Regions from separate parts of the Homo sapiens genome. Here region 1 is linked to region 2. Evidence: chromatin loops called from intact Hi-C (ENCODE). Cell type or tissue: mammary epithelial cell. All regions are shown on one strand. Each heading gives the region's core, and the rest is flanking DNA. Links, peaks and the distances in the headings are about the cores only.

The links. Hi-C counts contacts between places; a loop is a spot of excess contacts. Peaks named below come from ENCODE experiments on the same cell type or tissue, not always from the same donor. Only the 100,000 strongest peaks of a DNase experiment are listed, where the experiment ranks them.
Region 1: a loop joins it to region 2, with 10 times the contacts of the local background. A loop is called at or near these places in 2 of 110 quality-filtered maps.

Annotation. Positions count from the first base shown.
Region 1 is chr12:45,224,989-45,241,044 of GRCh38, reverse strand. All of the region lies in intron 1 of ANO6 (anoctamin 6), which reads right to left. Among named protein-coding and RNA genes, the nearest start is that of ANO6, 17 kb to the right of the region's middle. In mammary epithelial cell, for the core only: no CTCF peak of the experiment used is centred there; DNase peaks (open chromatin) are centred at 5,184, 6,384, 7,904, 9,034 and 1 weaker place; H3K27ac peaks cover 5,642 bases.
Region 2 is chr12:45,407,170-45,423,225 of GRCh38, reverse strand. It overlaps ANO6 (anoctamin 6), which reads right to left. Exons shown (of 20, transcript NM_001025356.3): 16 at 13,739-13,869; 17 at 6,322-6,527; 18 at 1,953-2,155; 19 at 164-269. The region is part of intron 5 of LOC105369743 (a long non-coding RNA gene); the gene reads left to right. Among named protein-coding and RNA genes, the nearest start is that of ANO6, 200 kb to the right of the region's middle. In mammary epithelial cell, for the core only: no CTCF peak of the experiment used is centred there; a DNase peak (open chromatin) is centred at 7,665; H3K27ac peaks cover 1,030 bases.

The sequences.
Region 1 (16,056 bases), core at 2,987-10,986, 180 kb after region 2:
AAGAAGAGCAACCTCAAGACACATAATTGTCAGATTCACCAAGGTTGAAATGAAGGAAAAAATGTGAAGGGCAGCCAGAGAGAAAGGTCGGGTTACCCACAAAGGGAAGCCCATCAGACAAACAGCGCATCTCTCAGCAGAAACCCTACAGCCAGAAAAGAGTGGGGGCCAATATTCAACATTGTTAAAGAAAAGAATTTTCAACCCAGAATCTCATATCCAGCCAAACTAAGCTTCATAAGTGAAGGAGAAATAAAATCCTTTACAGACAAGCAAATGCTGAGACATTTTGTCACCACCAGGCCTGCCTTACAAGAGCTCCTGAAGGAAGCACTAAACATAGAAAGGAACAACCAGTACCAGCCACTGCAAAAACATGCCAAATTGTAAAGACCATCAATGCTATGAAGAAAGTGCCTCAATTAACGGTCAAAATAACCAGCGAAGATCATAATGACGGGATCAAATTTACACATAACAATATTAACCTTAAATGTAAATAGGTTAAATGCCCCAGTTAAAAGACACAGACTGGCAAATTGGATAAAGAGCCAAGACCCATCAGTGTGCTGAATTCAGGAGACCCATCTCAAGTGCAGAGACACACACAGGCTCAAAATAAAGGATGGAGGAAGATCTACCAAGCAAATGGAAAGCAAAAAAAAAAAAAAAAAAAAAAAAAAAAAAAAAAAATCAGGGGTTGCAATCCTAGTCTCTGATAAAACAGACATTAAACGAACAAAGATCAAAAGAGACAAAGAAAGCCATTACATAATGGTAAAGGGATCAATTCAACAAGAAGAACTAACTCTCTTAAATATATACGCACCCAATACAGGAGCACCCAGATTCATAAAGCAAGTCCTTGGAGACCTACAAAGAGACTTAGACTCCCACACAATAATAACAGAAGACTTTAACACCCCACTGTCAATATTAGACAGATCAACGAGAACGAAGGTTAACAAGGATATCCAGGACTTGAAGTCAGCTCTGCACTAAGCAGACCTAATAGACAGCTGCAGAATTCTCCATCCCAAATCAACAGAATATACATTCTTCTCAGCACCATATAGCACTTATACTAAAATTGACCACATAATTGGAAGTAAAGCACTCCTCAGCAAATGTAGAAGAACAGAAATCACAACAAACTGTCTCTCAGACCATAGTGCAATCAAATTAGAACTCAGGATTAAGAAACTCACTCAAAACCACACAACTACATGGAAACTGAACAACCTGCTCCTGAATTACTGGGTACGTAACAAAATGAAGGCAGAAATAAAGAACAAAGACATAACGTACCAGAATCTCTGGGACACATTTAAAGCAGTGTGCAGAGGGAAATTTATAGCACTAAATGCCCACAAGAGAAAGCAGGAAAGATCTAAAATCGACACCCTAACATCACAATTAAAAGAACTAGAGAAGCAAGAGCAAACACATTCAAAAGCTAGCAGAAGACAAGAAATAACTAAGATCAGAGCAGAACTAAAGGAAACAGAAACACAAAAAACCCTTCAAAAAAAAAAAATCAATGAATCCAGGAGCTGGTTTTCTGAAAAGATCAACAAAATTGATAGACCGCTAGCAAGACTAATCAAGAAGAAAAGGGAGAAGAATCAAATAGATGCAATAAAAAATGATAAAGTGGATATCACCACCAATCCAACAGGAATACAAACTACCATCAGAGAATACTACAAACACACCCACACAAATAAACTAGAAAATCTAGAAGAAATGGATAAATTCCTGGACACATACAACTTCCCAAGACTAAACCAGGAATAAGTTGAATCTCTGCATAGACCAATAACAGGCTCTGAAATTGAGGCAATAATTTATAGCTACCAACCAAAAAAAGTCCAGGACCAGATGGATTCACAGCCAAATTCTACCAGAAGTATAAAGAGGAGCTGGTACCATTCCTTCTGAAACTATTCCAATCAATAGAAAAAGAGGGAATCCTCCCTAACTCATTTTATGAGGCCAGCATCATCCTGATACCAAAGCCTGGCAGATATACAAGAAAGAAAGAGAATTTTAGATCAATATCCCTGATGAACATCGATACAGAAATCCTCAATAAAATACTGACAAACCAAATCCAGCAGCACATCAAAAAGCTTATCCAACATGATCAAATCAGCTTCATCCCTGGGATGCAAGGCTAGTTTAACATACACAAATCAATAAACGTAATCCATCACATAAACAGAACCAATGACAAAAACCACATGATTATCTCAATAGATGCAGAAAAGGCCTTCAACAAAATTCAACAGCCCTTCATGCTAAAAACTCTCAATAAACTAGGTATTGATGGAACATATCTCAAAATAATAAGAGCTATTTATGACAAACCCACAGCCAATATCATACTGAATGGGCAAAAACTGGAAGCATTCCCTTTGAAAACCGGCACAAGACTAGGATGCCCTCTCTTACCACTCCTATTTAACACAGTGTTGGAAGTTCTGGCAATCAGGCAAGAGAAAGGAATAAAGAGTATTAAATTAGGAAATGAGAAAGTCAGACTGTCCCTGTTTGTAGATGACATGATTGTATATTTAGAAAACCCTACCATCAGCCAAGCACAGTGGCTCCCACCTCTAATCCCAGCACTTTGGGAGGCTGAGGCATGCAGATCACCTGAGGTTGGGAGTTCGAGACCAGCCTGGCCAATATGGTGAAACCCCGTCTCTACTAAAAATAGAAAAATTAGCCGGTCATGCTGGCAGGTGCCTGTAATCCCAGCTACTTGGGAGACTGAGGCAGGAGAATCACTTGAACCCGGGAGGCAGAGCTTGCAGTGAGCCGAGATCCTGCCACTGCACTCCAGCCTGGGCGACAGAGTGAGACTCTGTCTCAAAAAAAAAAAAAAAAAGAAAAAGAAAAAGAAAACCCCATCATCTCAGCCCAAAATCTCCTTAAGCTGATAAGCAACTTCAGCAAAGTCTCAGGATACAAAATCAATGTGCAAAAATCACAAGCATTCCTATACACCAATATCAGACAGAGAGCCAAATCATGAGTGAACTCCCATTCACAACTGCTACAAAGAGAATAAAATAGCTAGGAATCCAACTTACAAGAGATGTGAGGGACCTCTTCAAGGAGAACTACAAATCACTGCTCAATGAAATAAAAGAGGACGCAAACAAATGGAAGAACATTCCATGCTCATGGGTAGGAAGAATCAATATTGTGAAAACGGCCATACTGCCCAAGGTAATTTACAGATTCAATGCCATCCCCATCAAGCTACCAATGACTTTCTTCACAGAATTGGAAAAAACTACTTTAAAGTTCATATGGAACCAAAAAAAGGCCCACATTGCCAAGACAATCCTAAGCCAAAAGAACAAAGCTGGAGGCATCACGCTACCTGACTTCAAACTATACTACAAGCCTACAGTAACCAAAACAGCATGGTACTGGTACCAAAACAGAGATATAGACCAATGGAACAGAACAGAGGCCTCAGAAATAACACCACACATCTACAACCAACTGATCTTTGACAAACTTGACAAAAACAAGAAATGGGGAAAGGATTCCTTATTTAATAAATGGTGCTGGGAAAACTGGCTAGCCATATGTAGAAAACTGAAACTGGATCCCTTCCTTACACCTTATACAAAAATTAATTCAAGATGGATTAAAGACTTAAGTTAGACCTAAAACCATAAAATCCCTAGAAGAAAACCTAGGCAATACCATTCAGGACATAGGCATCAGCAAGGACTTCATGTCTAAAACACCAGAAGCAATGGCAACATAAGCCAAAATAGACAAATGGGATCTAATTCAACTAAAGAGCTTCTGCACAGTGAAAGAAACTACCATCAGAGTGAACAGGCAACCTACAGAATGGGAGAAAATTTTTGCAATCTGCCCATCTGACAAAGGGCTACTATCCAGAATCTACAAAGAATTCAAATTTACAAGAAAAAAACAAATGACACCATCAAAAAGTGGGTAAAGGATATGAACAGACACTTCTCAAAAGAAGACATTTATGCAGCCAACAGAAACATGAAAAAATGCTCATCATCCCCCGTCATCAGAGAAATGCAAATAAAAACCACAATGAGATACCAACCCACACCAGTTAGAATGGCGATCATTAAAAAGTCAGGGAACAACAGATGCTGGAGAGGATATGGAGAAATAGGAATACTTTTACACTGTTGGTGGGAGTGAAAATTAGTTCAACCATTGTGGAAGACAGTGTGGCAATTCCTCAAGGATCTAGAACTAGAAATACCATTTGACCCAGCCATCCCATTACTGGGTATATACCCAAAGGATTATAAATCATTCTACTATGAAGACACATGCACACGTATGTTTATTGCAGCACTATTCACAATAGCAAAGACTTGGAACCAACCCAAATGTCCATCAGTGGTAGACTGGATTAAGAAAATGTGGCACATATACACCGTGGAATACTATGCAACCATAAAAAAGGATGAGCTCATGTCCTTTGCAGGGACATGGATGAAGCTGGAAACCATCATTCTCAGCAAACTATCACAAGGACAGAAAACCAAACTCATGTTCTCATTTATAGTTGGGAATTGAACAATGAGAACACTTGGACACAGGGTGGGGAACAGCACACACCAGGGCCTATTAGAAGGTGGGGGGCTGCAGGAGGGATATCATCAGGAGAAATACTTTATGTAAATGATGAGTTGATAGGTGCAGCAAACCAACATGGTACATGTATACCTATGTAACAAACCTAAATGTTGTGCACATGTACCCTAGAACTTAAAAAAATAATAATAATAATTAACAACTGACAGTGGCACATACAGTAGCTCTACCATTAATTTGACAATAAACTCTACAGGTTACCTCTTCACAGAATTTATCACTTTTTGAAAATTAAAATTTGAGCCAGATGTCTTCTAAATTCTGTTATATCACAACAGGATTGGGGCTATTTTGCCTATGCATGCACCTGTAACTAATTTCCTTCTCCTGAGGCAGAGAGGACCCTTCTCCCCTTCATATGTAGCCTCTTTCACTTCCAAGGACAGTCAGCCTGATCCAGCCAGGATCCCGGAAGGGGCACTGGAGGCTGCCTGGAAGAACTTGCCCCAAGGGTGGATTAAATACCTGGGAACACACCCAGCTCACAGCTGGAGGAAGGCCACCTGGGATGAGGCAGTCACCCAGAAATGTAGAGACAGACAGGCATGCTAGTTCAGGAATGCCGTCAGTGTGAGGGAGGGAAGGAAAAAGCCAGGAGTAGTTCTCAACTTTTTGGACTCCTGGTACACTTCCAAATACTGGAATTTTTGACTAGGGGACTTTTCTTGAAGCTGTTTTTGCACAAGACTGAGAAAATATCCATTTTCCATACTGAAGAATGAGGAGAATGCTCAAGAGCCACAGGTGCTGGAGTTAAAAGGCGGCATACCACCAAGCCTCCTTGCTAGTTCTGCTCAGATGTCATGCCACTCAACTAGGTCATTCCTCAGCCCTGAGAAGCTGCTTTTGAATAGAATTGTTTACTGCCAGGCCTGGATTTCTATTATGCCCAGGAGGTGGTTTTCCCACATTGCAGTAAACATTTGATCTTTCTTACGTGCCAAGCTGAAGTTAAGCCTCCCATCTCTTATTGCAGGAAACTGTACCCCACTCTTATTCACAGCCCTACTTAGAACAGACAGCACAATATGACTAAGGAAGACTTGTGAAAATACAACAGTTTCATCACAATTTAGGGCTAAGATTTAAGATACCACCAGTATGACAGCTAAAGAAGGGAACAGAAAAGTACAGCTCCTGTCACTAAATCTGTAGGCACAGACAGGCCACAACCAGAGTCTGCTACAGGAAGGAGGAGAAGTAGCACCACATTGGAGAGGACTTTATTTCCAGGGCAAGAGGGTGATTAGGAAACACTGACAAGAGCAACACAGAATCCAAAGAACTAAAGAGACTGAGGTCCTAGGCATGTTTCTGAGATAGGAGTTTGAACAACTGAGGAGGAAAAGGACAAGCCAAATTATTAGAACTGAAAGGTTACTGCTGGACTGATAGTAAACACTGACAAGAGCAACACAGAATCCAAAGAACTAAAGAGACTGAGGTCCTAGGCATGTTTCTGAGAAAGGAGTCTGAACAACTGAGGAGGAAAAGGACAAGCCAAATTATTAGAACTGAAAGGTTACTGCTGGACTGATAGTAAATGCTGAATTGTCTCATCTTGCCTGCCTGGAGTCAGAATTGGTTCCAGAGACTGGAATGTAGCTGAGCTAGGAAGTGGGAATCAAAAGCCCAGGGGTGGGGGTGGGGGGTTCTGTCAAGGCTGGAATTCAGTGAGAGCCTAAAGCCTGTTTTAACTCAGGCAGGGAAGATGACTAAGAGTGGAAACCAGGCTCGAAAAATCATGAGTCATTCTTAAAAGAAACCAACATCAGTGTCAGTAACTTCCCTGGGAACTTGGAAAAGGGGCCTGAACAAATATTTTGGAATCTAATATCCTGCACCAACACTGAACTGCTCCTTCATTTGGATAGGTCACTCTAACTTTTCCGTTCTCAGAGCTCTTTCAGTTACCAAACGAGACTAACAATATCTGTTTGCAATATTTTTACCAGTAAAAAAAAATCAGTAGGAAAAAAGGTGACCTTCTGGAGAAATAAATTATTACACATGAACTCCTTATACATAGGGAGAGTCTGCAAACAGTTCCCTCCGAACCAGTGTCACACTCATCAGTAAACTCATCAGTGCAATAATCCTCAGAATGAATGTGCAGTTCAGTTTCACAATTACAGCAGGACAATTAAAATCTGAATTTCTGTAAAATGAGATAGGAGTGAATTTTCCTCACACATTCTCTTCCAACTTAAGAACACATTTGCTAATTTCCTATAATTGGCAAGGCATTATGTGAACTGCTTAAAGAGATTACAAAAATAACTAAGACCAAAAGCTACCTGACTTTAAAGTAAAAACAGAATTAGAAGGTTAAGGATTGTTAGTCTGCTACCTATAAGAAACGAATACTTCAAGATTTAATTCAAAATACATTTTCTAGATATTCTTATAGTTCCAATACACTAGATTACTACTGATATCTATAACACAGATGAATCCCCAGAAAGATTGTGCTAAGTGAAGCCAGGCACAAAAAACTACATTTTACATGATTTCTTTAGAACGAAGCTCAAGAATGGGCAAAATCAATTTATGGAGGAAGTCTTTAAGTGCTTGCAGGGACCATGTGGAGGAAGGTTGACATGAAAGGGGTACAAGGGTGCTGGAAATGTCCTCCATCTCTTGTTTTGGGTGGTGGCTATACAACTGTCATAACTTAAACAGTTAACAGTACATTTTACTATATGTAAAATATGCTTTTACAATGTTAACCAAAAATATCACTGGACTAAATAAGCAGTACTAGGAATAGAGGGTTCAGACAAGAGCACAGGCAAAAGATAATGTTAATATTTCTTATACTTGATCTCAATGGCATTTATAAAGACAATATTCCCAATTTGAAAGGAATTAGAGGTATTAGATATAACAATAATACAGATATATTACCTGCTAGTTTCAATCACATATGAAAGATCCCTACACAGAAAAATAAGTCACAGGACTGTTTAACAGCAAGTGATAACAGAATTTGCAACCCTTTATTTTTTGCCCTATGAACTGAAAACAAAGCAAGCTTTAATTTGCATCTTCCATATCACTCTATTACTAGGGTGCTTTGGCTATTCACAGGGGAGGAAATCCCCAGTGTGATTCTCTAATATTAGGATTTTTCATGGGCAACAAATATTGAGAGAAGCATATCAGAGTCATCAGTAGGTATTTTCCACCCTCACAGATTGTGATTCATGCCCTACGTGCTTGGTTGTGACTCCCAGCCGAAGTCAGGTTAAACTCTTCCTCCAGACAGGAATGAGTCACATCCCACAGCCAGTAGAGTAGAAGTCTGGAGAGCCATTTCTGGCTGAGAATCCAGAGGCCCGTTGGCTTCTAGCTCCCTGCCTCTCCCTTCCTCAAGAGGAAAAGATGGAGTGCAGGGAACAGATGTACCTGCTCCCTCTCTTTCTTCCTCCTTTGGAAACTTCCGGAAGCTACACAGAATTGCTGCGGTCCAAGCTCTCCATGGCCTCTCCTTTAGCACAAGAAAGGAAGATAATTATGCTAAACTGAAATGCAAAGAAAGAATGAAGAGAACTGGGGTGACTGACCGAGTTTTGTTGCCTTCCAACCCAGGGCTATTATTTCAGCAAGGAACAAAGGGGCACTGGAACCACTAGCAATAGTACCACTTTGCAAGGTGCATTAACAGCTGTAGAAATCATTATAAACAAAACCTCTGCATGGTGAATTCCCTGAGTACGACTGGACTTGTGAGCCTGAAAGCATTTGTGGTGTTTTACGCAGTAATCTAATGTACATCTTGAGCCTTCTCATAGACCTGTTTTGTAAAGAGTTGATAATCTAAGGCCATGTTATTTTTAGAATTATAAAAATAACAGGTGCACTTGTCAGCCATCTCCCAGTGAGAGCCCATTCCCTTGAACTAGTTTTGGATATGCCCAGGTTCTGTTCTCAGCTATCCTGGTTCAGTCTCTTTTTTCACGATCTTTAAATATAATCTGCTGTTATTCTGTTGGTATGTTTGTCTTCCCTGCTAGGCTGCCTACTTTGAGAACAGGGGCCACTTCAGTCTTCTTTGTTGCTCAATTTCTAGTACCTAACACAACACCTGACATACAGAAGGTGCTGAACAGATATCAGGTAAATGAATGCATTTCTGTGTACATTTTTAGTTTTTATTTTATCACTTATTAGAATATAAGCTCTATTGAAGATGGGATCCTATCTGCTTCCTTATCTCTACACCTTAAATATACCGCACATATTTACTGAATAAAGATTGTGAGGCAAGATAAATCCAGTGCTCTAAGCTAAATGAAATCTCTATGCACATGACTTTTTCAAAAAGTAGTGGGCTTGATTTATGAAGATGACTCATTGCTACCAAATTCCAGTCAGCTTTCAGATGATTTTTTTCTTTGCCAAATAATCTAGTAAAGATGGTGACTGAACTCTTCCAAATAAGTATTTTGAAGTATAAAACAGGCCACTAGCCACAGTAAAGGCAACTGTAACTCTCAGGAAAACCATGATTACCCATGGCTCAAAAGCCTTTTGCTGTGTTTGCTTACCCTTGGAGCAGATAAAAGGCCTGTTTGGAAATGTTCATGTCTCCTCTATGATTTGTAGGCTGTGATATGCCCGTTATAGAAGCATGTACCCAGTGGTCACTAAGTACTATTTAAATTTAAATGGAGGCAGAAAATATGAGATGGTCTGGCAATCTTCCAAATAGAGTACAGCCTGAAATCCAGTGGACAACGAGAACTGCAATTCTAAATGCAGTAAGAGAAAGATGGAATTTTGGCTTTCATAGAAAAAGTAACTCCTATGAAAGGCTTAAATATAAAGTGAATAATCTTAAACTCTACTTCATTTGGGGATAAAAACAGCCTTCTTCCTTTCATTTTGCTCTCACCTACCCAAATGATATGGAATGTCTAAACTTTTCTTAGGTCTGATAATGCTGAAGAGGGCCTGCCAGTGTTTAAGTTCTAACATTTGGTTATAGGTTGAGTCACTCCCAACTTTCAAGCATACAAAATGACAAGCATTAATTCACGTACCTATTTTGCAAATTAGATAGAGAGTATTTCATTTTTTATATCAGTAAATTTGAAATGACTCAAACTACCAGGGTAATAACTTGTGTGTTCATTTTGCCTGGTATTATATTAATCTCTTTTAATAAGTTATATTTGATATCAAACTTTAACAATACTTAAGGAATAAAAATTCTAGTTTTGTAGGAAAATTAAACATTTTAGAATTTTTCCTTCTTTTTTGAGACAGAATCTTGTTTTGTGGCCCAGGCTGGAGCGCAGTGGTGTGATATTGGTTCACTGCAGTCTCCGCCTCCTGGGCTCAAGCAGTCCTCCCACCTCAGCCTCCCGAGTAGCTGGGACTACAGGCATGCACCACCACTCTTGGCTAATTTTTATATTTTTGTAGAGACAAGGTTTCGTCAAGTTGCCCAGGCTGGTCTTGAACTCCTGGGGAACTACAGGTATAAGCTGCTGCACCCAGCCTAAAATTTTTCCTTTAAAAATAACCATTGAAATAAGTAAAAACTACAAATATTCCTTTATTAAAAATTCACATGATCAATATCAAGAACACTACTTTTTAGACCTTAATACAAGACACTTTAAAATCTTAAATTTGCTAAATTAAGAAATGCTCTTATTCCATAGATATTTTCTTTAGTAGAAAGACTATCAAAATGTCATCTGATTCTATTATGAACCTTACCTTTCATACTAAAATTATATATTTAAAGTGATACAATTCTGTTGTGAAATGCATCTACTGGAAAATGCAATTTTATTTAAATGACCTCACTTATATTTCTCCGTTTAGTTGTTTTACAATGACCATGCAAGGAACCATCCCTTGTATATTTTATATATATCAATTATGTATTTTGTATATATAATTTATATTTTATATATGTTAAATATTTTATACATATTAATATTATAATAGTCCAAGTAGAGTATCATTACCCCTTCTGTATTATCCCTACATTTTTCTGATATGGAAACCAAGGCCCCAAAGTTATAAGAAGCTGCTCAAGACCAGGTCCTTTTCAGTCATATCACATAGCTCTTCAATAATCATTATCTTTTATTCATTTACCCATAGATTTAACAAAAACTTACTGATTGCCTACTACGCATCAGGCACTATGCTGCTCACTGAAGTGAAAGTTTTCCTCAAGATACTCCCAGTTTAATGGAAAAGACAAAAAGTGACAATGAGCTGTATAAGTGGAAGGAACAGCCTTGGGGGAAAGGCGAAATCTCTAATAAAAAACAAAAGAGGTAAGACTGGGTTAAGACTTAGGTAAAAGCAACTACCCACAATATTAATAATGTTACCTTATAATTATTGGAAGGCTTTCACTGTATCAGGCACCATCATCCTGCAAAGTGAGATTTTTAAATGGCATTCTTCATTTGATACAACCGTTTCGTATGAAGTAGGTTCTAACATTCGTTCCATCTTACGGGTGGGGGGTGGGCGGGAAGTTGTGTTAATCATTCAGGGTCACATGGCTGATGAATGTCTAGGCCAGAATTTGAACTCAAATCTGTCTAAAACCAAAGCTTAAGTAGTGGCAGGTCTCCATCTCTGTGCAGAGCCAGGCTAAGCTGTCTGATGAAAATAATGGGACAGAGGTAGAATTAAAAAAACTAAAATAAGGCTGGGCGCAGTGGCTCACGCCTGTAATCCCAGCACTTTGGGAGGCCAAGGCAGGCGGATCACAAGGTAAAGAGATCGAGACCATCCTGGCCAACATGGTGAAACCCCGTCTCTATTAAAAGCATAAAAATTAGCTGGGCGTGATGGCAGGCGCCTGTAGTCCCAGCTACTCGGGAGGCTGAGGCAGGAGACTCGCTTGAACCCAGGAGGTGGAGGTTGCAGTGAGCTGAGATCACGCCATTGCACTCCAGCCTGGGCGACAGAGTGAGACACTGTCTCAAAAAAAAAAAAAAAAACTAAAAATAAAAAAAACTGAGGAGATTGATAGACAGCCCAAGAATAAGAAAAGAGGCTGACATGGGAACATTAAAAGGATCACAGGCCAGCGTGGAAGCCCATTTCTTCCTCAACATAGCTCTCCACAGTACATACAGCAGGGTGCCTGTCCACACCCTTGGCCAAATTAAGGTGAGGCTATCTATATCTGTAACAGATGGCAGAAATAATCTTTCACCACAGAGAAGAGTATCCTTTTCTTTTAATCTCCATAAGTACTTATAATCTAATTCAGGTTTTCAGCTTCTCATCCCGGACCCTGAGAAAAGATCACCTTCACCTCATCTGTAATACCCACACTTAGCTGGGGGCTTGGAAGGTGGATCTGCTCCAGTACATGGCCTAGTCTCTCCTTCTCCCCTCCAGACCCAAGTGGCTATAGATTACCACAGCATTACCATAGTTCTGAGACTGTGCAGGGATATGAGGGTGGATGAGAAGAAGGTCCTGTCTCAGAGACCCAAGATAATCTCCAATTTTAGAAGATTCTTAGAGAAATGAGGGGCAGAAACTGATGCTGCCTGCATACACAACAGTTGACAACTGGCAAGGTGGAACGTGAGTGGGAAGGATGAAGAGGTCAAACAGGTTTTAAACATGAAGTCAAGATCCTTTCCCCCAGGTGCTACCTGACTGCCCTGCCTCCACCAAATACTGCCCTCCCACTAGCGAACAGTGAGCTCTGAAAGATTCCTCCGTATTTCCATGTCTCCAGTCCTAAGAACAGAATCATGTAGAACTCTAACCACGAGATTCTCACTATTAATCTTCCCTCCTCTGTTCTCCTGTGATATTCTAAAGACTCGAACTGTAATAAAAGCTATAACTTCTTAAATGTTTCCTTCCGCACTTTTTGTGCATACAACTATACAATGACACAAAGGAGCATGCATACTTTAATTAGAACTGCTTGGGCAGGTGCAGTGGCTCACACCTGTAATCTCAGCACTTTGAGAGGCTGAGGCGGGAGGACTGCTTGAGCCCAAGAGTTTGGGACCAGCTGGGCAACATAGTGAGACCAATCTCTAATAATAAAAAAAAAAAAAAAAAAAAAAAAAAGGAGGGCCTGGTGCATACCTGTGGTCCCAGATACGCAGGAGGTTGAGGTAAGAGGATCAATTGAGTCTGGGAGTCAATGCTACAGTGAGCCATGATTGCGCTACTCCACTACTGCACTTCAGCCCTGGCAACAGAAAGAGACCCTGTCAAAAAAAAAAAAAAAAAAAACAACACAAAAAGCCTAGGAGAATAGGATAGGCCACAGGGACCACTGATGGAACTATAATCCCTACATTCATGAGCCATTTATTGGGAGCCACTGTGTGTCAGCCCCTAGGATCTTTTGCTAAGATTTCCCTGAAAGAGATTCCCCCTAAAATAGTTTCTTGGCATCAACAGAATATTGTCAGTCTGCCCAAAGATCTGCAAGATAGGAAAAAACACACACAATAATTATCGCTTTGCTCTTTGCAGAAACCACATGCAATTCTTCAACCACCTTTATCTTTAAATGCATGTGTCTGCAGCACAGCCACTGTCATTACCCTTAATCTGACACTTACACTTGTTGAGCAGTTCCTACAGGCATAATACCACTATTGAGCAGTTCCTATATGCATAACATGATAGAAAGCAACAAAAATGGACAGCAATGTTTGATGGGAAAAGACTTAGTGATCAGGAGTTAAAAGTAGCAGTTTCCATGACAGTTTTATCTAAAAAAAAAAGAAAAAGAAAAAGAATTTATTATGAGGGTGATAATGTAACTGCCCTCATAAGTGTCTAAGTGAAAAGGGCCCCTTGTCCAGTACTGTGCATACCACCTCGCATCCTCCCAGCAACCACACAGGACTGAAGAAACAGGCTCAGAGAGGCTGAGAAGCTTGTGTCATTCAATCAATTCTAGGGGACATGGCACAAGGTGCTAGGTGACCATAAACTGAGGTCATCTGACCGTAAGACTTTCCTCTTCACTCCTTAACACTCTATATCAACAGCAGCCAATTACCTATATAAGTTCATCTTTCCTCCTTTTACTTTTCTTTCTTCTTAAGCAGCATCTAAGATCAGTAAACGGTTTCTTTACTATGGGTATCACTTTGGGAGGCCAAGGCGGGTGGATCACTTGAGGTCAGGAGCTCAAGACCAGCCTGGCCAACATGGTGAAACCTTGTCTCTACTAAAAATACAAAAAATTAGCCAGGCATGGTGGCGTGCACCTGTAATCCCAGTTACTCGGGAGCCTGAGGCAGGAGAATAGCTTGAACCCAGGAGGCAGAGGTTTCAGTGAGCCAAGATCGTGCCACTGCACTCCAGCCTGGGCAACAGAGCAAGACTCCATCTTCAAAAAAAAAAAAAAAAAAAAAGAAAATGATAATTTTTGTTAATTTTTTTAAATAAAGAATATCTTATGTTTTATGCAATTTAGGCATTCACAGCTTGTTTAATAGGAAGAAACAATGCAATTGTTTCAAATCATAATATAAATTATAATAAAAATTTTTAAATAATGTTAAGGATCTTATTGAGTTTCATATGCAGAGAAAATGTATTATCTTTCTTTAGAATTTAGTGGGAAATATATTTTTCTTAAAAATTTAGTACAAATCAGAAAAAAAGCATGTATAAGACTGTGACTATGTGACACCACAAGAAAACTTTAGCCATCATTTTGTTTGTGCAAAGCCAAAGATTATTTTTCAAACATCTAGATAGAATGTCTACAGAAATCACAAAAAATTCAATTATATAAACAAAATCTTAGTTTAGATAAAACAAGCTTTATAAATAAGCCTGTAATTTGCATAATTGTACTCTGTAAAAGAACATCTATTTGCATGGCTTTGACCTAAGGCTAAAGTTCTGCCAAAGTTATAATAAATATTAGAAAAGAGAACTTTAAGTGCCAATGTCCCTTTTTTTTTCAATTTCAAGTATTTGTACTTTAAAATAGTGTGGGAAATAGTAGAATTCCAATGTACTATTATGAAAGCATTAGATATAAAAGCAACATTTGGACTTCACAAAAGAATACATTTTCTTTCACTTGTATTTCTGGCTGATGAATAACTTACTGCAGCAAGATCTTTCAATTAGTATTCAAACATGTAGCCAGGGCAATAATAATTACCATGGCAGAGAAAGTTGCCTATTAACCCTTCAACTTGTCTTCTATGCAAGTGTTCCATCTGATGTGTTTTGGCTGAACAGTATTTGAATTGCTCTTTGGTCCATGTCCAAAATATTCTATTGTTGACATACTCATCTACCAGTATTCTTCAAACTGCTTTTTGGGATGGATGCTAATTAATTTTAGTTGCAATGACCAAAATACAAAACTAAAGAAAAAAAAATAATGTCATAAGACAATCATTTGGCTGAATAAAATTCCTTCAATCTGTATCTTTACATATGATTTACCAATCAGTTGAGTAGTACATTTCGTTGGCTAAAGGTAATTGGAAATATTTTCTGTTCTAAAATTGACTACTCTTGCACAGACCCAGCCCTGAATTCATTATAATCAGACAGCTTAAATCATATGGCATGCAAAGCTTCCATTAAAATCTAAAAATGTCTCACGCCTGTAATCCCAGCACTTTGGAAGGCCGAGGCGGGAGGATAACGAAGTCAGGAGATCAAGACCAACCTGGTTAACAGGGTGAAACCCCGTCTCTACTAAAAATACAAAAAAATTAGCCGGGCGTGGTGGTGGGTGCCTGTAGTCCCAGCTACTCGGGAGGCTGATGCAGGAGAATGGCGTGAACCTGGGAGGTGGAGCTTGCAGTGAGCCCAGATCTTGCCACTGCACTCCAGCCTAGGAAAAAGAGTAAGACTCCATCTCAAAAAAAAAAAATCTAAAAATGTCCCAAAACATATGTTTTGTTGAACATCTACTATGTGAAAAACATTACGATATTCAGGCTGTGAGATACAAAGATGAATAAGAAATCTTCTCCCCGCTTCAAGACGAGTGTTTTTGGTTAAGATGTACAGCTAAAATACAAAATACACACCAAGTAAAGTGTAACAGAAGAAAACCTAAAGGATTAGAGTGAAAACTTATTAAAATACAATCATTTTAATCATCTGCTACAGATATCACTAAGAGATCAATATCATCCTTTAATTTAAAGCCAAATCGTGAGTTTTTTTTTTTTTTTTTTTGAGACAGGGTCTCTGTTGCCCAGGCTGGACTGCAGTGGCACAATGACAGCTCACTGCAGCCTTGGCTTCCTGGGTTCAATTGAATCTTCCACCTCAGCCTCCAAAGCAGCTGGCACCACAGGCATGTGCCATGCCCAACTGATTTTTGCAGTTTTTGTATAGATTGGGTCTTAGTATGTTTCCCAGGCTGGTTTC
Region 2 (16,056 bases), core at 3,001-11,000:
AAGTTGAGTATTTTCAGGTCAATACTGATTAACATATTTCCTAAAATATTAGCAAGTGATAAGAAGAAAGTATCACACATGTTAAGTATGGAGTTGGCAACACTTAATGGAAGGTCTGCAAATACACATCCTTATAAACTGTTTGAAAGCATACTTTTCCTACCTCCATGACAATGATAAAAGCCAGCTTGGCTGCAATCACATGCCAATAGTAGATGTTGTGTTTATACTCCTGGGGGTGTCCAGGTGGGTATCGGAAATCACGATACCTGAAAACAAAATGGAGACATATTGGGAGACAAATCTTTTTGACTGAATACTGTAAACAAAGGCCCCATTTAAAAAGAGGTCATGCCGGGTGCAGTGGCTCATGCCTGTAATCCTAGCACTTTGGGAGGCTGAGGCATGTGGATCACTTGAGGCCAGGAGTGCGACACCAGCCTGGCCACTATGGTAAAACCCCGTCTCTACTAAAAATACAAAAATTAGCCAGGTGTGGTAGCACGTGCTTGTAATCGCAGCTATTTGGTGGCTGAGGCATGAGAATTGCTTGAACCCGAGAGGTGAAGGTTGCAGGGAGCTGATATGGTGTCACTGCACTCCTGTCTGGGCAACAGAGCAGGACGCTGTCTCAAAAAAAAAAAAAAAAGTCATATTTGATTCAATGCTCTTTTAAACTGGACATCACATACATTTTCTCTTAAAGCTCAATTTGGTAACAAAGCCCCAAAATAACTACAGTAGTGCCTCATTTAATATTTAATCAGAGAATGATGGTAATAACATGGTCCATCTTTGTAGAAAAGAATCCATCTTTATAAAAGAACTAAAGTTTTAAATTTGTTCTCCCAACATTTATCCCTGTTTTCTCAAAACAATTCCTGTTTTGGGGATCATATTTATAAATTTATTTATATAATGGTATCATCAGGGTTCACTCAGCTATGGGACTCTCTCTCCTCATACAGAGTGCTATCTGCTTGTTATAATTTTTTACCTAATTCTTTGTTGTCAGATATCAAGTGTTAACTGCTGTTAGTGTATCTTCCTCAGGTAGGACATCTCTAATTTTATGCCTGTAAGCTATTAAACCTAGAAGAGTTTAATTTCTGATTAGAATTGTGGAAAGTAAGAATAAGCAGATTTGATGCAGAATTGTAAAGAGGCTCCACTAGGTGTAACACAAACATTTATTTTGGGCTTATTTCTGGTTTCCTGGTTGCATCATTGAGAATCTGAGTTAGTGAAGGCTTTGAGGAGTTGGACTAAATAAACTTTAAAGCCTCCTATTTTAGGTAAAACTCTATGGTCCAGGAAAAAAGGTTGATGACCTACAGTTCACAAACTTTATCAATTGGTAATTTACCTGGTACATACTGTCCACTGTTGAACTCACCAGCCATTAAAATCGATGCAGAGAACTTTGGAATATTTTTAGATAATACTGTTCAGCTGAGATTTCACATCTCTTATCTTTGTATGTCCCTGTTATGTGAGGTGCTAGTTTGCCATCATTCAATATCTTCAGATTGTGCTTGAATAACACAATAGTATTAACAACTGAATTATCTTGGTTCTTGGACCTCTTGAAGTTTCTCTATTTCTATGACTTTTCTTTGGAATCAATCTCCCTGTAATCGTTTGAAACTCTCAACTTTAAATCTTTATGGTTTGGTCTGAAAGTTTTACCCCTGGTCTGAAAGTTTTACCCCTAGTCTTCATTAACTTTTTAATAAATATACATATATATACATTTTCTGAGTTTCACTCAAGAGAAAGCTATGGGGAAAAAATGTCTCTAGCAGCTTGATTTAAATGACACCAAAGCACCTGATTGATCCTGAAGTTATAAAGAAATAAAAATTTTAAAAATGACACCAAACAGAATTAAGTCACAAGAAAAACCCTTTTAAAGATGAAGTGCATTTTTAAACAAGTAAAGCAGAACTTGCCTGCATGTGGTATGGTTACCCAGGTCAGAGTACGGGTTTCCCTTGCTTTTGTTTTTGAAGTCTGCGACTTTGAAGATGGAGAGAGTGTTGTTGATGTACCCTTCCATGGTGTAGGAAGTGTGGTCCCCGTAGGGAGGGACGGAGAAGGACCAGTAGTACACTAGGCGGGGGATCATGTCCGACGTGAAAGCTATGATCATGGCCTATTTTGGGAGAAAAACAAAGCGAAAATGAAGTTATAGTTTTTTGTTTTTGAGACGGAGTCTCGCTCTTGCTGCCCAGGCTGCATGGCACGATCTCGGCTCACTGCAACCTCCACCTCTTGGGTTCAAAAAATTCTCCTGCCTCAGCCTCCTGAGTAGCTGGGATTACAGGCACGTGCCACCACGCCTGGCTAATTTTTGTACTTTTAGTAGAGACAGGGTTTTGTCATGTTGGCCAGGCTGGTCTTGAACTCCTGGTCTCGAACTCCTGGTCTCAGGTGATCTGCCCACCTCAGCCTCCCAAAGTGCTGGGATTACAGGCGTGAGCCACTGCACCTGGCCGAAGTTATAGTTTGTATAGGTCAGGTTAACAAATATGCCAGAATTACTATTTTCATCGTGTCAATTTTTTTTAAAGATTCAGAAATCTTAATTTTTTCTTAACTGCAAAATATATGCAGATAGTGAGATAAGATCTTGCTCTGTTGCCCAGGCTGGAGTGCACTGGCATGATCACAGCTCACTGTAACCTCGAACTCCTTGGTTCAAGTGATCCTCCTGAGTAGCTAGAATTACAGGTACACTCCACCATGCCTGGCTAATCTTTAAACATTTTTTGTAGAGATAGGGTCTTACTATGTTGTCTAGCCTAGTCTGGAACTCCTGGCCTCAAGCAATCCTCTCAGCCTCTCCAAGTGCTGGGATTATAGGTACGAGCCACTGATCTCAGCCTAGAAGACTTGCACATGTAATCAGAGTCAACATTATGAAAATAATTGAGCTTTATATAATTGATTTAGCTCTTTTCATAAACACAGAAGGTAAACTGCATGTTTTCCTTGATCTAAATTTAAATAATGACCTCTAAGTTCACTTTTTTCCTGTATAGTATTATGACTTGTTTACACAAGTCAAACCATGACCTGATTTGTTTTAAACTCTCAGTACATGGTTATGTTTGTTGCTTCATTATAGAGTGTGAGCATTTATTAATTTTAACAAAATTTGGGTAGTAGAATTATATTGGGGTTGTCCCATTCATAGTCAAACAATAATGTCTGTTTAGTCTGATCTAGTATCTAAGTCTCTAAACTTCAAAAAGATTAAGTGGATGAAGTTATGAAAATTATAAGTTGAACAACAACATACAGAAAATTTAGTATGTTCCTAGATAAAAGGAGTAAATATGGGCCAATCATAAACCTGTGTATCAGAGAGACATCTATTAGGAGGTAAAGCTATTCTGAATTATATGAATTTTCTCTAAAATTCTTTAATTTGGGCTTTAAACTCTCCAGTGTGTAAAACTGGTTGGAAGGAAGGAGAAAGGATTTTTACTTTAAACCAAATTCTATGTGAATAAAACAGCTAAATGATTGTCATTGATGAAGCAGAAAAGTAGACATGTTTTTGGCTTAACATGATTTTTAATAGTATTCATCTGAACATATGGTTTAGGCATAGTGAGACCACAAACCAAATCTCAGGCAAAGCAAGAAAAAACAATTAGGGGGCTTTTCTATTACAAAATTTCCCTCACTAGAACCAGCTTTGTCATTTCCTCTGATGTGAAAAATGTACATATACATATGAGTGTGTTTCTGCCTGTCAGTACTGGGGAGCCACACGAATATTTTACCTTTTTTCCCTCAGATTTCAATAGATTAAATTTTGCTATTATCATTTAACTCAACTATATCTTTTTATAGAATCACTGGCAGATGTGCATCAGAAGCTACAAAAAATTCCAACAAGGAAGATAATTCTATTGTCTTCTGACAAGATACTTTTCTTCCTGAATTGAGCTGCTCTGAGAGACATGCTGCAAGAGCACAAATAAATGCAGTGTGTTTCATTTCCCATGCTGTTCTGCACACAGTTTTCCATTTATATAAAAATAAATTAAAATTGGTCTTCAATAACAGATGCTCTGGCATGATACAACAATGTCAATTCAGCTTATTTATTGAACCAGCAGCTTTAAAATGAATGATTTTATACCAAATTCCTGCTTGATGCCCACTCTCATCCTGGTGGTTATTCTCTTTTTGTAGACAGTAGGTTGTGAGATACACACTGGGTGTTTGAGGGAATAAGACACACATTTAATGCTTGCACAAGCACACATATAAACATAGATGTCTATGTATGTGGATGTATAACTGCCATCTTGGAAGTATAACAAATCCTAATATGGAAAAAGGGATTGCCCATAGTTTAATCAATGTCACAAATCTAATAAGCAGTTTTCCTAGGTTAAGTGATAAGAAAAAGCCATTATTGGATAAGAACCAATAGCACCAATTAGCCAGAGTGAATGTCTGTACACATACACACACTGAGTCGCCTTGGAAACAGCCAATCCTCCATCTGTGCTCATGGAGTAGAGCCATGGCATGGATGCTGGGAAAAGGTACCTAATACAATCAATCTAGAATGCTTGAGGAATAGGGAGAGTTTGAGTCAACTGAATTTTCTGGTTAGTTGAAGGTAAAATAAAAACCCTTTTAGTTTCAAACTTTGTTGCTGAAAATTTTCTTAAAGCACACAAGTCCATGTTCTTGTCCAGCTTAGTGTACTAGAGCATATTGAACGTGCTGTCATGTTCATTGTTTTATGACTGAGGAACTTGAAAGGCCTCACTGCCATTTTTCTAAACAGCAGTCTTCATTTTGCAGCACAGTAGATGTTGAAGGTGTGGGGTACCTGGGTGAAAGGAAACTGACATACCCCAGTAGTTGGTTTTTGTGTGCGATTTGCAACTTTCTCCAAATAGTACAGATAGCATGCAATTCAGATAAATGTACGGTTCTGGGGTAGGGATGACAGCTAGGTTCCAGATAACTTGTTTTATTGTATAAAACTGTAACCATTGTCCAGACAGTGGTTGCTTTTGGAATTCCTGTGCCTCCAATTGGGGTACCTGTCAGAGTCCTCACAGCGTTACTGTTAATAACAATGATGAGTAATGAAGATGATAAAATAACAGCAGCTAACATTCAATAGAAACGAGGCTTCATGCATTAACTCAATGAATTCCCTAACACTGTGGTTGGTATGTACTATTCTTATGATATGTGGTAGGGAATTAATAATTTTACAAATAATAAAATAGGGCTCTGGAGTGGTAAGGCCTGGCTCAAGATCATGCAGCTCAGAGCTACAGTGCTGGGAAGTGGAGTTCGGGTCTACCTGACTCTAGAGCCTACAGTGCTCAGTAACTTCCCTCATCCAGAGCCTAAACTACAGGCACTGCCAACTTCTGTTGTTTTGGCTGGGGACTCAGGGAAGATGTGGCTTAAGAAAACAAAACTGGGGAATCACTTTGTTAGGGAGGTTCACCTGGGAGTGAGACTGTCAGTGAAATATGGGAGGAAATGGCCCTAGTTTTGGGATACTTCTTGGGAAGGTGGTCCTCTAATGGGCTGGCATGAAAATTGCATTGCCTGAGAACTTCCTGTGTGCCTGTACATAAAAATGACACTGTTCAGATGGCCCATAATCAATGAATACAGGCTGTAAACAACTGAGTTCTGTCCCCTCACAGCTGGGATACATACAGGGCATGAGGCTGCTTCAGCCAATGACCAAAGCATGGTGAGCAAAGACCTAAGGGTGGGGTGGGAAGGGTGATGAAACCCACCCACCTTCCTCCTTTAAGAGCTGCTGCTCTGGAGTCAAGGAAGGTAATTAGGAGTGCACAAAGTGTTTATACTTCACCATCAGAGTCAATATTTTAGGGTGATGCTTTGGAATATGTAGTAGTAAAATATGGTAGAATGATCTTATTTTAGGGCCCTCAAACTCTAAATGAACAGATTTCTACCCACATTATAAAAAAAACATTTTCTGATAACTCCTTTTATAGTTATGTGAGGATTAAAAGTGTTAGTACTTCTTATCATTACCATATTTCATACTGAATAAAAACTTTAGCAAATGAGCAATAACAGTACCTGTATAGGAGGTCTTGACAGTTAAAAATAATTATATACAAAATGAAAATACATTTAACAAGTGGTTATATATAGCAACTATATCATTTATGTGGATGACAGACTTAGCATCTTCCTCTCATTTTAAAAAACACTAAACATTTGATTCCTTAGGTAGCAAATCTAATGCATCTTCAAGGTCTTTACTCTGTAAAGCTTAGGTCTACTCACATTGGTCACCACAGCCAGAATTGCTATTCCTTGCATGATGGGCTGCCATGCTCCAATGTCTTGGGCTTTCTCTGGTACCAGGCGTCTAAACTGGGTGGTCAGTTTCCATGCGTCCACTCTTATTTCCAATATATTGTTCACGAGAGCCAACAGAGGGGCCAGTGGAAAAGAGGCCACAAATAAGGTGACGAACCCAAACTGAATAACTGTCAATGGAATGGACACACATCATGGAGTGGTGGTGGATGGAAGGACAACATATTTTCCTTTACTCTTGAAAGAGAAAGGCAAACGAACTAAATCCCAGAGAGAAAACACATCTGTGGTAAATAATAATTTAGTGTTCAACAGTGAAAGAATTCAAACAAAACACAAATATAAAATCTCTGGAAAGAAGATTAATTATAGCCTGTTTCTTTCACATGTATACACTTAATAGGAACAATATATTTAGACATCTTTAGTCAACCAGAATTATTCGCTGGTAATAAACTTGAGACATCATAAGCATATTATTCATTCTCAGTGTTGAAATAGAATGTTGAAAGAAGATTTGTGGTTTAGGATTTTTTTTTTAAGAAAAAAGAAATATTGTGGCATTATCTAACAAGTTAAAGACAAAAAGAAATGGACCCATGGGAAGGCTATACTTAGAGAACGTTAGAAGAAATATGCTGAGAACAAGCAAATGAGTGAGCTCCCCTGAGTCTGCAAATGCAAATGCAGTGCATTCAGAGAATTTGACAGTAATAGAAATCACAGAAATATATGTGATAAAAGTGTCTTAATAAATTATAATATCCTTCCTTAAGAATCTTGAAGTTAGTTGCAGTCCTTGTGGTCATAATAAGTCAAAATTTGAGTGGTGGCTTAGAAGTTCTTTTCTCCTTGTTTGTAATTGACACGGCCTTATTAAAAATGGGGCAGCAGAGATTTTGGGGTAAGTGATACCACGGAGAGGAAGAAGTAAGAAAATATCCTCAAGTTTTAGACCCTGCCCTCCTAACTGGCAGACCTTCAGAGGAAACATCTACAGATATGTAACTAAAACTGTGGATGGGAGGAAAACATAGAGTTCCATTAGGCCTCATGCTCAGACAAGGGGCAGGGATGACTCTGTCAGGAAGGGCAAGGCTGTGGAGGGTGTGGCGAGGCAAGCAGAGCTGGCATTTGCTTCTGGTCAGAGAGCCAAAGGGCATGTTGCAGAAGAGCAGACAGGGCTAGAAGGATCCAGTAAGTCCCACAGGCCAGGCAGGAACACTCATGCAGAGAAGTCAGCCAGGCAAGGACCAGAGTTGGTGATGCTACAGAGTCATGAGCAGCAGCAATAAGCAGTGATGTCAACTTCCCTATGACTCACCCAACCCTAAATAACTCATCAGCCCGCAGGGCATGCAAGTAATAGCCATGTGTGGAGTCAGCCCGTCAACTGTGGTAAACTAGCAAGCGTGTGTCCTATGGAAAGGGACAGCTCATAGTTGCCATGTTGGAATGAGGGCTCCATGTTGCCAGATCTCCTGATTGTTCAAGAGAAGCCAGAGATTAGGATTATGTTATCAGTAAACCTTGTTAAAAATCCAAAAGAGAAAAGATACCATTTATAATGACAACAAAAGCATAAACTATTTAGAAATAAATTAATGAGAAAACTAAGACCACTATGATAATTGACTTAAGAAAAAACAAATAATGATGAATGAATGAGTGGTAGGATGTGCCAAACTCTTGATTGGGCAAACTTGAATTCAGGGACATATCAAATTTTTTTTCCACAAAATAATTTAGAATTCTAATGTAAATTCTGTTAGTAATCCCAAATGGATTTAAGAAAAAAAAGCTGACAGGTCAGCCAGGCATGGCAGCTAATCTCTGTAATCCCAGCACTTTGGGAGGCTGAGGCGGGAGGATTATTTGAGCCCAGGAGTTTGAGACCAGCCTAGGCAACATACCCTGTCTCTACAAAAAATACAAAAATTAGCTGGGCATGGTGGTACGAGCCTGTAGTCTCAGCTACCCAGGAGGATGAGGTGGGAGGATTGCTTTAGATGAGGAGGCGGAGGTTGCAGTGAGCCGGGATTGTGCCACTGCACTCCAGCCTGGGCAACAGGGCGAGACCCTGTCTTTCAAAGAAAGAAAAGAAAAGCTGAAAAGTGATACTAAAGTTCTTCAAGAAATATAAACAGGTAAAATAATGAACAGGGATGTTTGCATAGACAGTATTGGGAACATTGTGAAAAAATAAAATGGGATAGCTCTGGGAGATATTGAGTGTATTATAATGCTATGGTAATTGAAACAGTTTAGAACTAGTATATGAATAGATAGTATGAATTAACCAGGGTGAATTTTAAGAGGAGATGCAAATATTCATGGGTTTTTATATATTATAAAGTGATACTTTGAAGCAGTGGATGCAAGTATTGACACAGCTAGCTAAGTCATGGGAAAAATTGGTATGGGGCCATCACTTCTGACACCAAAATAAATTCCAGATGGATTAAAAATATTATATTAAAAATAAAACACCAGAAAAAGCCCATATAATTTGTTCTGATATTCAAGTGAGAAAAATTTTATAAGCAACTTTTGAAACCAAGAATAACAACAACAAAAAGTCAACGCAAAACACCCACTGAAAAAAAAACAACCCTTGCCTGCAACTTTTTCATAATCCTATACTGCTCTCTAATGCTTTCTCTGCTTGCTTCTACATGTTACAGTTGAGTTTTCTGAAGGAAGTGTCCACCTTCACAACAAGTGGTAGAGTAACTACTCCCTGAAGCCCCGCATCCTGCTGAGACCCTCACCACTGCACTGGACCTACTCTTGCTAACTTTGCCAGTGGCTGCATGTTCATAAGCTGATGTTCCTTTTCAGTCCTGATTTTTGTGATTTCTTGTAACATGGCCATAAGAAATGTACGGCCAAGATTTATGTGACATGGTCAAACAGTCCCCCTGCTGTGGAATATTTGTTTCCCCTTGATTTCTTTTTTACTTAGTTTTAAAAAGTCAAAATATATATTGAAAAACAAAAAAACTAAAAAAGCCCTACCTAGCTATAGCACTGCTTCCACTTCCCAACCCAGGTCTAGCAATTAGGACTTGTGTAGGTGCTGGCTCTTCCTTTCTTCCCCCTCTGTATTTCCCATTATGCCCCTTTTCCATCATGTCCAAATTCCTCTGAAGCAACGTTATCATCTCCCAAGCCTTCTCTGTGTTGACACAACTCTGCTAGACTTCTTCCCACTGCTCTGCTCTTCTTTTTCTTTGTGAGCCTCCCTCACTCTTCACTCTTCAAATGTCCCTTTACCCCCGGGCCTCATCATCAATTCTCTGTCCATCTCTCTTGATATTCCTGCTAGGCATGCCTGATTCACCCTCGTGGCCTCACCCATGGCTCCTCTGAGCTCCTGACTGTTGTGTCCAACTTTCTAATGGACATTGCCTTTCAGATGTTTTCATGCTAAAAATATCCAACACTTAGGCATTTCCTAGAGAACAGCTCCTCTCCTTATGTTCTGCCCTGCATATATGGTCTCCTGGAAGTTATCTTAATTTTATTCCTCATCTGCTATGCAATTCACCGCTTTAACACTTACCAAATCCATCTCCCTCTCTCTACTCCTATGCCCACTATTTAGGCACCTATCACTTGTTGTCTGGGTTACCTGCTGTAGCCTCCTAAATCATCTCCCTCCCACCACGAATCTCATCCAAAATATTATCTTCCATTCTGCTGCGTGATTGATCTTATTCCACATAAATGTTATGCAGTTATCTTGTTTACAAATATTCCAGTGGATCCTAATTTCTTTAAGAATAAAGTTCAAGTCCTCAGGCTAAGCACACCAGACCCATCATGATATGGCCCCTGCCTACCTGATATTCCCACCTGTGAGTCCTTTGTTCACTTGCCATTCTTTGATCAAGCTATTGTACTTTTAAATATGTCCACCTCTCCACACAAAATGTCCATTCTCTTCACCATACTTTAGATAACTAACTTCCATTCACCCTTCAAAATCCAGTTCAAATATCACCTGCTCAAGGAAGTCTGATTAGCATTCTCCTTAACCATGCACCAAGCGCTGAGCTCCGTGAGGGGAGGGACCAAGTGCCCTGGTATCCCCAGCAACTGAGAGTGTTTGGCACAGCAAGTGCTTAATAAATGTTTAATGGATGAATGAGTGAATGAATGAATGAACAAATGAAGAGCTGGAGGACTGCAAATCCTCCCAATTACCTAGTTGCCCTTTTGGAAAGCTCATCCTGCAAAGGTTAGGAGACTTCATGGCAGGTGATGGGCTCGAACCAAGCAGAGATGAGAGCATGAAGGGAAGAAGGCCTGAGTCCTGGAGAGTGCAGCAGAGGCATCGGTGGGTTCAGCATAGGAGGAAGAAAAAGAAAGGGGTACGAGGAGCTGCTGAAGAATAGCTGATCTTCATTACATGGAGAAAATCATATATGAAGGTCATTGTTTTAGCAGATTTTAAAAAATTAACTTGGAGACAGATGAAAGTGAGATCAAGGTACCACGGCAAGGGTGGAAGAGGCAGTGCCAGAGACAAACAGGGCCCACTCATCACTTCAGTGCACTCTGTTTATGGCACTTGCCCACCAGGAAGGCCTCATCAAGTTCTCAGGACACCTGTGTCTGCAGTACATTACTGAGTACAAAACAGTATTTATGGCTTCCAGGTTTGAATACAGACAACTACGTTTATTATGTTCTGTGTCTGTGTACTTGGAGTCAGGAACACTCTTAGAGAAGCAATTTGGGTTAACAGCTCAGAGTTACTCCAATAATCTCAAAGGATGGTGGGAAATTCACTAAATAAAAAACGTTTCACTCAAACAGGTCATACAGAACTTGGTGAGAAGTGGGTGAAGGATGTTAATGTGAAATCAACTAACAGTTTTATATGTGTGTTGGAGCTCCAAGTTCAAGTTGCTTAAATGTTTATGAGTATAAGGTTCCAGGCACTGGCGCTCTAGCAGAGGACGCAGTAGCTGCCTCCATCGGGCTCGGTGCAATGGGGAGAGAGGCAGGCACAGAGCGTATACCACCACGGCAGGCAGCAGGTGCTGCTAACACCTAGAAGAAAAGAGCAGCAAAGCTGTCTGAAAAGTTCAGGGGCCCAGCTGAGGCTCAGCAGGACTTGTCAGGTAGGAAAGAAGGAAAGAGAGTTGAGCCTGGGTGCAAGGCCAAGCAAGCCTGGAGGCTTGCTTTCCGGAAGATGTTTCCCTTAAGCAGTTAGAGCCACAATTTAAAAGGTAGATGGTGGTGTTGTTAAGGAATATGGGGAAATGGGAAGGAGGGGACTGTGTGGTGGTGAGACCAATACCAAAGGCACTCAATGTTTATTTCTAGGGAAATGAAAACAATTCAAAAGGCACTTGGAAATTATGTCTCTCACAGACTAGAAGGACAAAACACAGATTTCACTCTCCTGTTGCCCACACAGTGACAGACTGCCTACTCCCAGAAATTCAGAAATCAAGTTTTCTAAGTCATTAGATACTATTTAGATAACAGGAAAACAACCTAATAAACCTAAAAATCTGTCTATAACAGCTGTTATTCTATACTTTCTTGTAGGGCAGGATGAGGCAGAATTATTTGGTTGATAACTATTTTAAAGAGCCTATGAAACTCTAAAAGTCCTATCAACTTCTCCCCAAAGCACATGACCATATAACTTTCCCTTCTGATGTCATTTATTTGACTAATCAACTACAGAAAAATAACTTTTTAAAAATAATAAATGACATTCTGCCCCAGGATTTTTAAAAATGCTGTTAATAGTTCCAATAAGAAATATTTACAATTATGACTCATTTTTGAACAACAGGTAATTGTCTTACAGTCCTTCTGAAAATCAGCAGAATAATAACTAACTAAGGACAGCTTCTACATATGTACTGCAGCTACACCCTTAATAAAACCTGGTCACAAAACATAACAAAGCAAAAATGAAATTCAAAACAGGCTCCAGGCTGCTGCAAAGTACTGTTGACTAAAGAAGCCACAAGATGAACCTTTTACTCATTGAAGGAAGCAGATGTGTTTCCATGTATAATGTATATTTTTAAAAGCAATTATTTTATATATAGAATGTGATTTAATAAAAACCACCTTCTAACTGCAGACTTGTAAACAGGAACCACAAAGGGGTGTCTTTGCCAACATGCAAAGCCCTGTGCATAAATGCAAAGCCTGTCAACAAAAATGATGTGTTTCTTTTTCTATTCTCCTAAGCTTAAAAAAAACTGTAATTGAATGCAATGGTTAGCTGAAAGGGCACAGATAAAAACCATGTAAATTGTTAGCCATCTATTAGATATAAGCGTGTCATGCATAATACAAAAGGTGGTGTTTCCTATGGAAATCTATTTTGAGATGCTTCCGTTTAAAGGCAACTGAGAGGTCAAAATCAAGTTCTACTGAAAAGAATTAAGAGTCCAAGCAAATAATATAAAAATGGACCAAGGCATTTAGGAAAGAGAGGACCTGTGCTAAATCTTAATTCCAGACCAGCACAATGGTTCCAAATTCAGGCCAGTTATGAGCCATGAAGTCACTCAAGGAACCAGGCAGAAACCACTGGCCAGAAGAAATAGGCTGTCAAAGGCAGGCATGAGATGTGAAAGTGGGCATCCCGGGACCATTCCTGCCACGAAGCTGCATGCTCCTGCAGGCTTGCTTAACTGACTCAGTTCAGAACTGTATCGGCCAACAGCTGTGCCTGCACGGACTCCAGGCCAAGCTGAATCACATCTAATTACAGTTGCTGAGTTCATTCTCAGACAACATGATTAGAATGCTTTAAGAATTCGTGGTAAAGATGGCCGGGCCCAGTGGCTTATGCGTGTAATCCCAGCACTTTGGAAGGCTAAGGTGGGTGGATCATTTGAGCCCAGGAGTTTGAGACTAGCCTGGACAACATGGTGAAACCCTGTCAGTACTAAAAGTCCAAAAATAAGCTGGGTGTGGTGGCGCATGCCTGTAATCCCGGCTACTCAGGAGGCTGAGGCAGGAGAATTGCTTGAACCTGGGAGGTGGAGGTTGCAGTGAGCCACGATTGTACCACCACACTCCAGCCTGGGCTACAGAGTGAGACTCTGTCTCAAAAAAAACAAACAAAAAGAATTAATGGTAAAGATGTACCTCAATGAATATTCCATTTCATTGCCCAGTAATAAATTTCTAGCTTTTTACAACATAAATATTGACAAAGACATACATGACCACCTTATCTGAAAGCTGGATTGTATAATTTTATCTAGTGGAGAAAAACATACTCTTCTTCATTTCAATATGCTAAATGTTAATATGGCTCAATAACAGATGCTTTTGGTATCCACAACATACTCTAACATGTTTTATATCACTAAAAACTTCACTAACAACTTACTCATTTCAAGATATTCATAAAATAATCCCAGTTTGCCCATAGGCTGCAGATGGTAGTCCTGTTCCCATCGTGGGGTTATCTTTTCTGATCCAGAAACTCTGTGAAATCGCCCAATTAGATTCATGATCCAGCTGCCAAAAAGAACAATTTATAAATTAGAACGAATATTATCAGGCCAAGGTCATAAAAATATTTTGCTGCTATCTCAAAGCTGCACAAGTAATCTTCCCAATAAACTATTTTTTTGTTTGCATGCTAAATTTGTTTTTATTTCTGCCTCCTTATTCCAAAATATTTTGAAAAATAGGACTACACACCAGGGTTTACCAAAGCTGCAGCTGCTACTATTTTTTTCTCCTACTTTTTCCCTATGGGCAGCTTAATTTTTAAAAGGCATGTTCCTTTATTTGATTAACTTCAGTTGTTTGTTTTTTCATTTCCCCCTTATCATTCAAAATAGTCTTGCCAGTATGAAAATCAACAGAGAAAACAAGGTAGAGTATGTGAGCTGGTGGTAAGTGCTGTGGAGAAAACTAAGCAGGGCAGGGAGTGCTTGCATTTGTGTCTAGGGAGGTGGCCAGTGAAGGTCTCCTTCAGAATGATGTTGAATAAGGATGTGAAGGAGACAAAGGAGTGGGAAACCTGGGGGAAGAAGTCCCAGGCAGAGGGAACGGTGATGACAGAGACCCTGAGGCAGGAGCAGGTCTCCATGGTTCACAGACAGCACGCAGGGTAGGAATAAGAGACCACTGTCAGGATCTGGGCATTTTTTTCCTCGGAGGGAAATGAGGAGCCATTGGAGGGCACCAAGTAGGAAAGTGACATAATCTGACTTTAGATAAAATAGGTCCAATTCCTATTTTAAGCTGAATCATTTAAGGACCAGAGGAGTGAAACGCCTCCTCCAGGTCATAGTGCAGAGCTAGGAGAAAACAGCCTGGACTGCGTCCCAGCGCTCTGTCCACCCGTGGATACTGCCCCGCTGAGCTACCCACTGTCTCTTTTTTATGTCATGTTTTTTTCCCTATCTCAGAATCCTTGTGGCTAAGTGCTTCCCCCCTTTTTATGGCAATTTGTCTGGAAAAGAAATCTGAGTTGGCAGTAAAATGAGGTGTGCACCTGTGGCATAGAGAACTGTTGTCCCCTCAAGCAACTGCCAGCTTGTGGTTTACCTGTGGAGTCATCAGAAGAGGCATAACAACAACTCCAAATACAGATCTAACATCTGGATACACTGGCTGATTAAACATGTGGGTGTGGACTTCAAACTCTGACAATGAGAAGGCATCGCATGATGGTTAAGGACAGTTATTGCAAGAAAACCAGGCAGACCCTCATCCTCTCCATCACATGTGCACACGTGCACACCCAGCCAGCATAAGACAGGCAGTACAAACGGCTCACTCTGCTGGGTTTCCCACTGCTATTGATCTCAGGGCTCACTTTTCACTGACTGCTACTGAAGCTTTACTCAGGGGAAATTATCTCTACTACAGGAGACGTCTCTGACCTCACAATCTTTCCCCACTTCTTTCTTTTTGATGATGTTAGAGAGGCAGCAGGAGGCTGTGGAAAGTGGATGGGATATGAGTTCAGACACCCCTGAATCTGAATCCACACTCTATTTCTTAGCTGGTTAACTTTGGTAAAAAAATAAAACGGGGTGATAAAACCTACATTGCCCAGGGCTGCTGTCAGGATTAAATGATTCAAAATAGGTAACGGATGTAGCACGTTTCCTAACACATCAAAACCTGCTGAATGGGATTTTCTGTTGAGCAATACAGGCTGCACTGGCTGAGGCCAAGTGTAAATATGGCCTATATTACGTAGACTCTTGGCTCAGTTATCCAGGCCACCTGGATCAGTGGTTCCCACTTCAGCACATACAAGCATGACATGGAATGCTTGTGAGTAGTGCAGCTTCCTGTGCTCCCAACTAAAAGGTCTGAGATAAGCTCCAGAATCTGCAGTTTTGCAGTCATTCCGGGGGGGGGGGGGGGGGTGACTCAGGTAGCACCAAGGACCACACATGTCCATCACCCTTCATGACACCGAACTCTAAGGTCACTGGGTGTGGTTTCTATTTGTTTATACTTTGCTTTGCCTCCCAAACTTCTAGCCTCCGCCTCTTGCTGAATCCTTTCCATGCCCTCAGAGAAGCAGGTCTTTTTCTGTCTGGGCTCTAAATCACATCAAAGCTCAGATTCAGGATGAAACTTCTGTCCTGGCAACTACTTGTGTCAGCTGGCGCTTCCGTCTCATATCAGGTCATCTTAGAAGTCTTTCTTACTAGCTTTCATTTCTGAGTTACAGAT